Linked DNA regions of Homo sapiens: region 2 is linked to region 1. A link is an interaction called in ENCODE POLR2A ChIA-PET data of the cell type or tissue named here. Cell type or tissue: K562. All regions are shown on one strand. Links, peaks and the distances in the headings refer to the core of each region. The heading gives the core; the rest is flanking DNA.

What was found. ChIA-PET counts read pairs that join two places held together with the same protein. Peaks named below come from ENCODE experiments on the same cell type or tissue, not always from the same donor. Only the 100,000 strongest peaks of a DNase experiment are listed, where the experiment ranks them.
Region 2: POLR2A ChIA-PET joins it to region 1 with 6 read pairs; 2 of 35 experiments call an interaction of 5 or more read pairs at or near these places.

The regions. Positions count from the first base shown.
Region 1 is chr17:45,180,246-45,184,610 of GRCh38, forward strand. No RefSeq gene overlaps it. Among named protein-coding and RNA genes, the nearest start is that of HEXIM2-AS2, 11 kb to the left of the region's middle. In K562, for the core only: a CTCF peak has its summit at 2,725; no DNase peak of the experiment used is centred there.
Region 2 is chr17:44,158,328-44,162,692 of GRCh38, forward strand. HROB (homologous recombination factor with OB-fold) reads left to right here. Exons shown (of 10, transcript NM_001171251.3): 10 at 3,544-4,149. The coding sequence ends at 3,605. Among named protein-coding and RNA genes, the nearest start is that of ASB16, 10 kb to the right of the region's middle. RefSeq lists an enhancer at 1,403-1,562. In K562, for the core only: no CTCF peak of the experiment used is centred there; DNase peaks (open chromatin) are centred at 1,338 and 1,794.

The sequences.
Region 1 (4,365 bases), core at 256-4,255:
CCGCCACCACGCCCAGCTAATTTTTTGTGTTTTTAGTAGAGACGGGGTTTCACCGTGTTAGCCAGGATGGTCTCGATCTCCTGACCTCGTGATCCGCCCGCCTTGGCCTCCCAAAGTGCTGGGATTACAGGCGTGAGCCACCGCGCCCAGCCAGTCATTTTCAAGTGTACAATTCACCCCGGGCATGGTGGCTCACGCCTGTAAATCCCAGCACTTTGGGAGGCCAAGGTGGGTGGATCACGAGGTCAGGAGATCGAGACCATCCTGGCTAACACGGTGAAACCCCGTCTCAAAAAAAAATTAAAAAATGAAGTGTACAATTCAGTGGCATTAAATACATTCAAATTGTTCTGTAACCTCGCCATCATCCATCTCTCTTCATCTTCTCAACTAAGACTCTATACACATTAAACAATAACTCATCATTTCCCACGTTCTTCTAGCCCCTGAATACCACCATTCTACTTTTCCATTTTTAAAAATTATTTATTATTATTATTATTATTTGAGATGGAGTCTCGCTCGGTCACCCAGGCTGGAGTGCAGTGGCACGATCTCAGCTCACTGCAACCTCTGCCTCCCGGGTTCAAGCAATTTGTCTGCTTCTCAGCCTCCTGAGTAGCTGGGGCTAGATGCTCGTGCCACTACGCCTGGCTAATTTTTGTATTTTTAGTAAAGACGGGCTTTCACCATGCTGACCAGGCTGGTCTTGAACTCTTGACCTCAGGTGATCTACCCGCCTCAGCTTCCCACAGTGTTGGGATTACAGGCGTGAGTACAATTCACCCCGGGCATGGTGGCTCACGCCTGTAAATCCCAGCACTTTGGGAGGCCAAGGTGGGTGGATCACGAGGTCAGGAGATCGAGACCATCCTGGCTAACACGGTGAAACCCCGTCTCTACTAAAAATACAAAAAATTAGCTGGGCGTGGTGGCGGGCGCCTGTAGTCCCAGCTACTCGGGAGGCTGAGGCAGGAGAATGGCCTGAACCCGGGAGGCGGAGCTTGCAGTGAGCAGAGATCGCGCCACTGTACTCCAACCTGGGTGACAGAGCGAGACTCCGTCTCAAAAAAAAATTAAAAAATGAAGTGTACAATTCAGTGGCATTAAATACATTCAAATTGTTCTGTAACCTCGCCATCATCCATCTCTCTTCATCTTCTCAACTAAGACTCTATACACATTAAACAATAACTCATCATTTCCCACGTTCTTCTAGCCCCTGAATACCACCATTCTACTTTTCCATTTTTAAAAATTATTTATTATTATTATTATTATTTGAGATGGAGTCTCGCTCGGTCACCCAGGCTGGAGTGCAGTGGCACGATCTCAGCTCACTGCAACCTCTGCCTCCCGGGTTCAAGCAATTTGTCTGCTTCTCAGCCTCCTGAGTAGCTGGGGCTAGATGCTCGTGCCACTACGCCTGGCTAATTTTTGTATTTTTAGTAAAGACGGGCTTTCACCATGCTGACCAGGCTGGTCTTGAACTCTTGACCTCAGGTGATCTACCCGCCTCAGCTTCCCACAGTGTTGGGATTACAGGCGTGAGCCACTGCATCCAGCCTATTTAATTTTTTAAACTCCTATCTGTACCAGACCTTCTACTTTTTTGGAAGCCTTTCCCTATGACTGCCTTCCTGCTGCTTTCCATCTTGCCAGAGTCCAGCTTCCCTCCCTTTGCAGAACTCCTATGTTCAAGAAATCATTGCTTCTCAATGTTACTTCCCACTGGAATTACCTGAGAAAGTTTTCACAGTTCCAGTGCCTGGGTTCCATGCCCAGAATTTCTTTTTTTTTCTTTTTCTTTCTTTCTTTCTTTTTTTTTTTTTTTGAGATGGAGTCTCGCTCTGTCTCCCAGGCTGGAGTGCAGTGGCGTGATCTTGGCTCACTGCAAGCTCCACCTCCCGGGTTCATGCCATTCTCCTGCCTCAGCCTCCTGAGTAGCTGGGACTACAGGCGCCCGCCACCACGCCTGGGTAATTTTTTATATTTTTAGTAGAGACGGGGTTTCACCATGTTGGCCAGGCTGGTTTCCAACTCCTGACCTCAAGTGATCTGCCCACCTCGGCCTCCCAAAGTCTTGGGATTACAGGCATGAGCCACCGCACCCGGCCCAGAATTTCTGATTTAATTGTTCTGGGATTTTTGAGGCTCCCTGGGGGATGCTCAGGTACACCCAGGGCTGAGAACCAGAGTTCAGAGAGCTGCAGAGGTTTTCTCTGCCCGGCTTGCCCTGACCAGGAGTCCCAAGTGTGGAGTGCCTTGCACCTGCCCACATCCCTAGGAGGATTCCAAGATGGCACGACCTCCAGGGTTTAGATACCAGGCAGGGGAGCTTTAGAGGGCCGACCAGGAAATGGGCAGAGCTCAAGTTAAAGGGAAGGAGGAATTTCCACCACTCAGCTAGGGGTCAGGCTGTCCCCAGAGACTCCTGGCTCCCATCAGTGGATGTGCCAGGGTGCCTGTGAAAGGGCAGGAGGTCAGACCAGAAAACATGCCAAGTGCTCCTCCAGCAATCAGATTCTGAAATTCTGCCTAGCAAGGAACTGTTGCTTTTTTGCCACAACAGCACAACGCCCTGCACCGGGGTGTGTGTGCATGTGTGTGTGTGTGTGTGTGTGTGTGTGTGTGTGTGTGTGTGTGCACGCGCGTGATGACTTCTGTCCTATCCAGGCGAGGGGGCCTCCGCACTGGGGTTTACTCCAGGCCTCCTGCTGGTGGCACACATGGGGGCAAGTGCTGTGTATGAGCTCCCCGGAAGTTTCAGAATCAAATGCTATCCTTGCTTCCTCCTTAGTATCTTCTTGATTATCCCAGCCCCATTTCTTCTGCTTCACTCAGAGCAGAGGTGGGGAAGAAGGAGGCCACTTGGAGGCCAGGACAGGGAGGGTTCTCTAGAGCCAGCTGAGTTACTCTGAGGTCTTGGCAAGTGCAGAGATTGAGAGCACAGACTGGTGTTGGACAGCCCAGGTTCAAATCCTGACTTTGGCCAGGTGCAGTGGCTCATGCCTGTAATTCCAGCACTCTGGGAGGCTGAGGCAGGTGGATCACTTGAGATCAGGAGTTTGAGATCAGCCTGGCCAATATGGTGAAACCTCATCTCTACTAAAAATACAAAAATTGGCCAGGCATGGTGGTGCACGCCTGTAATCTCAGCTACTTGAGAGACTGAGGCAGGAGAATCACTTGAACCTGGGAGGTGGAGGTTGCAGTGAGCTGAGATCATGCCATTGCACTCCAGCCTGGACAGCAAAGCGAGACTCCATCTCAAAAAAAAAAGTCCTGGCCGGGCACGGTGGCTCATGCCTGTAATCCCAGCACTTTGGGAGGCCGAGGCGGGCATATCACAAGGTCAGGAGATCGAGACCATCCTCGCTAACACGGTAAAACCCCATCTCTACTAAAAATACAAAAAAATTAGCCGGGCATGGTGGTGGGTGCCTGTAGTCCCAGCTACTCAGGAGGCTGAGGAAGGAGAATCACTTGAACTGGGGAGGCAGAGGCTGCAGTGAGCTGAGATTGCACCACTGCACTCCAGCCTGGGCCACAGAGCGAGACTCCATCTCAAAAAAAAAAAAAAAAAAAAAGAAGGTCCTGCCTTACCTGGCTCACTGCCACTCTGTACCCTCTGCAGAGCAGGCCAGGCACCTTTCCATTGTCCTGCCTGGACACACACATCCCTCTCTCCTGGTGAAAAGATGCCATGACTCATCAGGAACACAAGCAGCACCATTTGTTCATTCAACAGATATTGACTGGGTGTATTTGTTTCCTAAGTTGCTATAATAAAGTACCCCCGAGTGGTTTAGAACAATGGAAGTGTATTGTTTCAGTTTTGGAGGACAGAAGTCTTAAGGTGTTGGTAGGGCCACACTTTCTTTAAAACCAGTGGGAGAAAGATCCTTCCTTGCCTCTTTATTTACTTTTATGTATAGAGACAGGATATTGCTATAATGCCCAGGCTGGTCTCAAACTCCTGGCCCCCAGTAATCCTCCCACCTTGGCTTGTCAAAGAGCTGGGATTACAGGCATGAGCCACCGCACCTGGCCTTCCTTGCCTATTTTTAGCTTCTAGTGGTTTGCTGGCAATCTTTGGCATTCCTTGACTTGTAAATGCATGGCTTCAATTCCTTGTTTTCACATGTCCATCTTCCCTCTATGCATGTGTGTCTCTGTGTCCAAATTTTCCCTTTTTTTTTGAGATGGAGTTTCACTCTTGTCGCTCAGGATGGAGTGCAATGGCACAATCTCAGCTCATCGCAACCTCTGACTCCCGGGTTCAAGCGATTCTCCTACCTCAGCCTCCTGAGTAGCTGGAATTACAGGCATGCGCCACCATGCCCGGCTAATTTTTTGTATTTT
Region 2 (4,365 bases), core at 244-4,243, 1.0 Mb before region 1:
GAGGAGTCAAGACGTCCACTGGTTTTTGGGAAAACCAGGCTACAAACCAGAGAGGCCCAAATGCAGACCCCTTGTGGTTGGGCCAGCTGCTTCCTCAGAAGGCAGCATCACCCAGGTGAAACTAACACCATTCAGGATCTAGTTTTAGCTTTTTTTACTTTAATTTTTATTTTTGCGACAGGGTCTCATTCTGTTGCCCAGGCTGGAGTGCAGTGTTATGAACACGCCTCACTGCATCCTCGGCCTCTAGGCTCAAGCAGTCCTCCCACCTCAGCCTCCCGAGTAGCTGGGACTATAGGTATGTGCCACTATGCCCAGCAATTTTTTTTTTTTTTTGAGACGGAGTCTCGCTCTGTCACCCAGGGTGAAGTGCAGTGGTGCGATCTCAGCTCACTGCAAGCTCCGCCTCCCGGGTTCATGCCATTCTCCTGCCTCAGCCTCCTGATTAGCTGGGACTACAGGCGCCCGCCACCATGCCCAGCTAATTTTTTGTGTATTTTTAGTAGAGACGGGGTTTCACTGTGTTAGCCAGGATGGTCTCGATCTCCTGACCTCGCGATCTGCCCGCCTCAGCCTCCCAAAGTGCTGGGATTACAGGCGTGAGCCACCGCGCCCGGCCATGCCCAGCAATTTTTAAATTTTTTGTAGAGACAGTTTTGCCATGTTGCCCAGGCTGGCCTCGAACTCTTGGGGCTCAAGCGATCCTTCTGTCTCTGCCTCCCAAAGTACTGGGATTAGAGGCATGACCTACCGTGCCCAGCCTGGTCTTTAGCTTTTCAATTCCAAAAATTCAATCCTGTCTGGCCCCAAAGTTCACAGGATTATATGTGGGCAGAAACCTACCCAGGTGCCGAGGCAAGAGACTGAAGGCACAAACTGTTCCAGTATAATACAGAAAATAGTTAGAATAAGAAAAGTTATACTAGAAATAGGATATAGAGATGATTATATATGGATATTACCAATCATTAGTTTTTAGTACTAATTTCTGTATTATTATTATAACTGAGAAAAAAACCAGCCAATATAGAGTCAAGAGCTGAAGGGACATTGTGAGAAGTGACCAGAAGACAAGAGTTGGGTGCCAGATGTAGGGTCCAGCCCTACTGGGCCTTGTGGGTTTTCTCTTCGTATGCAGAGACGAGAGATTATAGAAAAATAAGACACAAGACTAAGAGAAAGTAGGAAAGACAGCTGGGCCCAAGGGGCCACTACCACCAATGCGTGGAGTCCGGTAGTGGCCCCAAATGCCTGGATGCGCTGCTATTTATTGTATACAAGGCAAGGGGGCAGGGTAAGGAGTGTGAGTCATCTCAAAAGATTGATAAAGTCAAGCAAGTCACGTGTCCACGTGATGGGGGCCTTTCCCTTTGTGGTAGCTGAAGCAGAGAGGGAGGACAGCATATGTCAGCGTTTTTTCTGTGCACTTATCAGAGAAATCAAAGACTTTAATACTTTCACTAATTCACTACTGCTATCTTCCAAGAACTTAAAAGAAGAACCAGGTATACAGGCGGAACATGAAAGTGGACAAGGAGCGTGACCACTGAAGCACAGCATCACAGGGAGACGTTGAAGCCTCCAGATGATTGTGGGCAGGCCTGGCTAATGTCAGGCCTCCCACAAGAGCTGGTGGAGCAGTGTTCTCGAACTCCCCCAAGGAGAGTTCCCTTTCCCAGTCTGCTAAGTAACAGTTGCCTTCCCAGGCACTGGCGCTACCGCAAGACTGAGGTCTGCTAAGTAACGGGTGCCTTACCAGGCACTGGCGCTACTGCTAGACCAAGGTGTCATCAGGCAGCCCTTATCAGGGCGTGACAGAGGACTTTCACTCTTGTCTTCTGCTCACTTCTCACAATGTGCCTTCAGCTCCTGACTCTGTACTGGCTGTTTTTTTTCTCGGTTATAATGATAATACAGAGATTAGTATTAAAAACTAATGATTGGTAATATTCATATATAGCTGGGCACGGTGGCTCACTCCTGTAATCCCAGCACTTTGGGAGGCCAAGGTGGGCGGATCACGAGGTCAGGAGATCGAGACCATCCTGACTAACATGGTGAAACCCCGTCTCTACTAAAAATACACAAAAAATTAGCCAGGCGTGGTGGCGGGCGCCTGTAGTCCAGCTACTCGGGAGGCTGAGGCAGAAGAATGGCATGAACCTGGGAGGCGGAGCTTCCAGTGAGCCGAGATCGTGCCACTGCACTCCAGCCTGGGCGACAGAGTAAGACTCCATCTCAAAAATAAAAAAAATCCATATATAATCATCTCTATATCCTATTTCTAGTATAACTTTTCTTATTCTGTTTTCTTTATTATACTGGAACAGTTTGTGCCTTCAGTCTCTTGCCCTGGCACCTGGGTAGGTTTCCACCCACAATTATGGATAGGTGTTCTCACACTACCTAATTCACAGTATACCAATGGATAAACCACAAAGGCCATTATATCTTGTGAAAAAGCATATGTCTCTTATCCTGGAATCTTGCATTGCCTGGAAGCCTGCACTCTTTCTTTGTGAGACAAGCCAAGGCATCACCAGAAGGTTGCTGGTAGTGACAGAGAGTTGATTATAGAATATTAGGGCTGGTGGGCCGGGCATGGTGGCTCATGCCTCTAATCCCAGCACTTTGGGAGGCCAAGGCAGGTGGATCACGAGGTCAAGAGATCAAGACCATCTTGGCTAACACGGTGAAACCCCATCTCTACTAAAAATATAAAAAATTAGCCAGGCGTGGTGGTGGGCGCCTGTAAGTCCCAGCTACTCAGGAGGCTGAGGCAGGAGAATGGTGTGAACCCAGGAGGCGGAGCTTGCAGTGAGCCGAGATCACGCCACTGCACTCCAGCCTGGGCGACAGAGTGAGACTCTGTCTCAAAAAAAAAAAAAAAGTTTGTTTCAGGTAAAGTGGGGTTGATAACAGGAGCTAACTGGAGATGCCCTACCTATGAATGTTTATTGAGGCACAGAGCAAGCACTCAGTCAGTATTAGCTGCTGCTAGTAAATAATATTGCTAGGGATTATCGAGGTCAGCTGTGTCCAAGTTCTCGGACATAAGTACCACATCTGAGAACTGTAGTCTTACACAGGCACTTTGAGGAAGGGGGTGATATTTTCCACTGTCAGATGAGAAGCCAATTAAGGAACTGTGTAACTCTGAACACATCTGATGGCTTTTCCCAGCCCTCTTTCTCCTTCAGCCAATGAGAGTTGCACTAGGTGACCTCTGAAGCCTTCTTGTTTGGCACTATGACTGGATGGAAGGAGAGGAATCAGTGAGGCTCAGGGGAATCCTCTTCCTCGTCAGAATGGCCCAGGGATTACGCCCCCGCCTTTTGTCATGTACGGGTACAAGGGGAGCAGAGGGAAGATGGAAGTCAGGCCAGCCTCAGGCCCATTGGCATGGGTACCACTGCCTGGAGGAGCCGCCTGCCCAGCTATACAGCCAGGTCCAGGCCCTCCTGAAGGGCAGAAACTTTGGACCTGAGTCACATGGAATGCTGATGTTGTCACTAAGGCTACCCATCATTCCCCTCTCTGTAGATGACCTGGATGGACTCCTGAGTGAGCTTCCTGAAGACTTCTTCTGTGGGACCAGTAGTTGAGACTGCCCCAACGCAGGACAACCCACCATGAGCAGGCAGCTCTGGGCATGTGTCTGGTCACATCCAAGGGGGAGAAGAAGGCCAGCATGATTGGAGAGTGGACACAGCCGGGGGGCTTCTGTGGTTGCTCCCACCCTGGGTGTTTTCCCTGAGAGCCCCCTCATCTCTGCGCTGCCCTCACTTTGGGCCTTCCTTTGCCGTTGGCACCAGAATCCGGCCGGAGACTGGCTCTCCAGCCAACAAGAAAGGCCTGTCACCCTCGCCTTGGGTGTCCCTCTCCTGCCTCAGCTTAATTTTAGAGGATATTGGGCCTGGTTTTCTTGTCCCTTCATACCCTAGTCCCTGGACAGCTGAGGAGATGAAAGGAGCCACACCACAACAATGGCGGCCTGCCCCTCCACACAGGGGAGAAGCACGCTCAGGCTTCCTCTGCTTTGTCTCTTCAGACCTGTGGTTGCTCTGCTCATCCATGCCCAAGGTTCCCAGGTGCAGGACAGAGGTGTGGCCTATTGTACCTTGTTCTGAAATAAAGCATCTCCTGCTTCTTCTGCCTCCCTTTCTTTTCCACCCCCTGCTGCTCCTGCCTAACTGCCCTGCCAGTGCTGTGTGGCCACAAAAGGGCTCAGGCAACTCTTTTTCTCTTTTTTTTTCTTTTTTATATACTTTTAGACTTCTAAAATTTTTTTTTTGAGACGGAGTCTCGCTCTGTCACCCAGGCTGGAGTACAGTGGCGCTATCTCGGCTCACTGCAAGCTCCGTC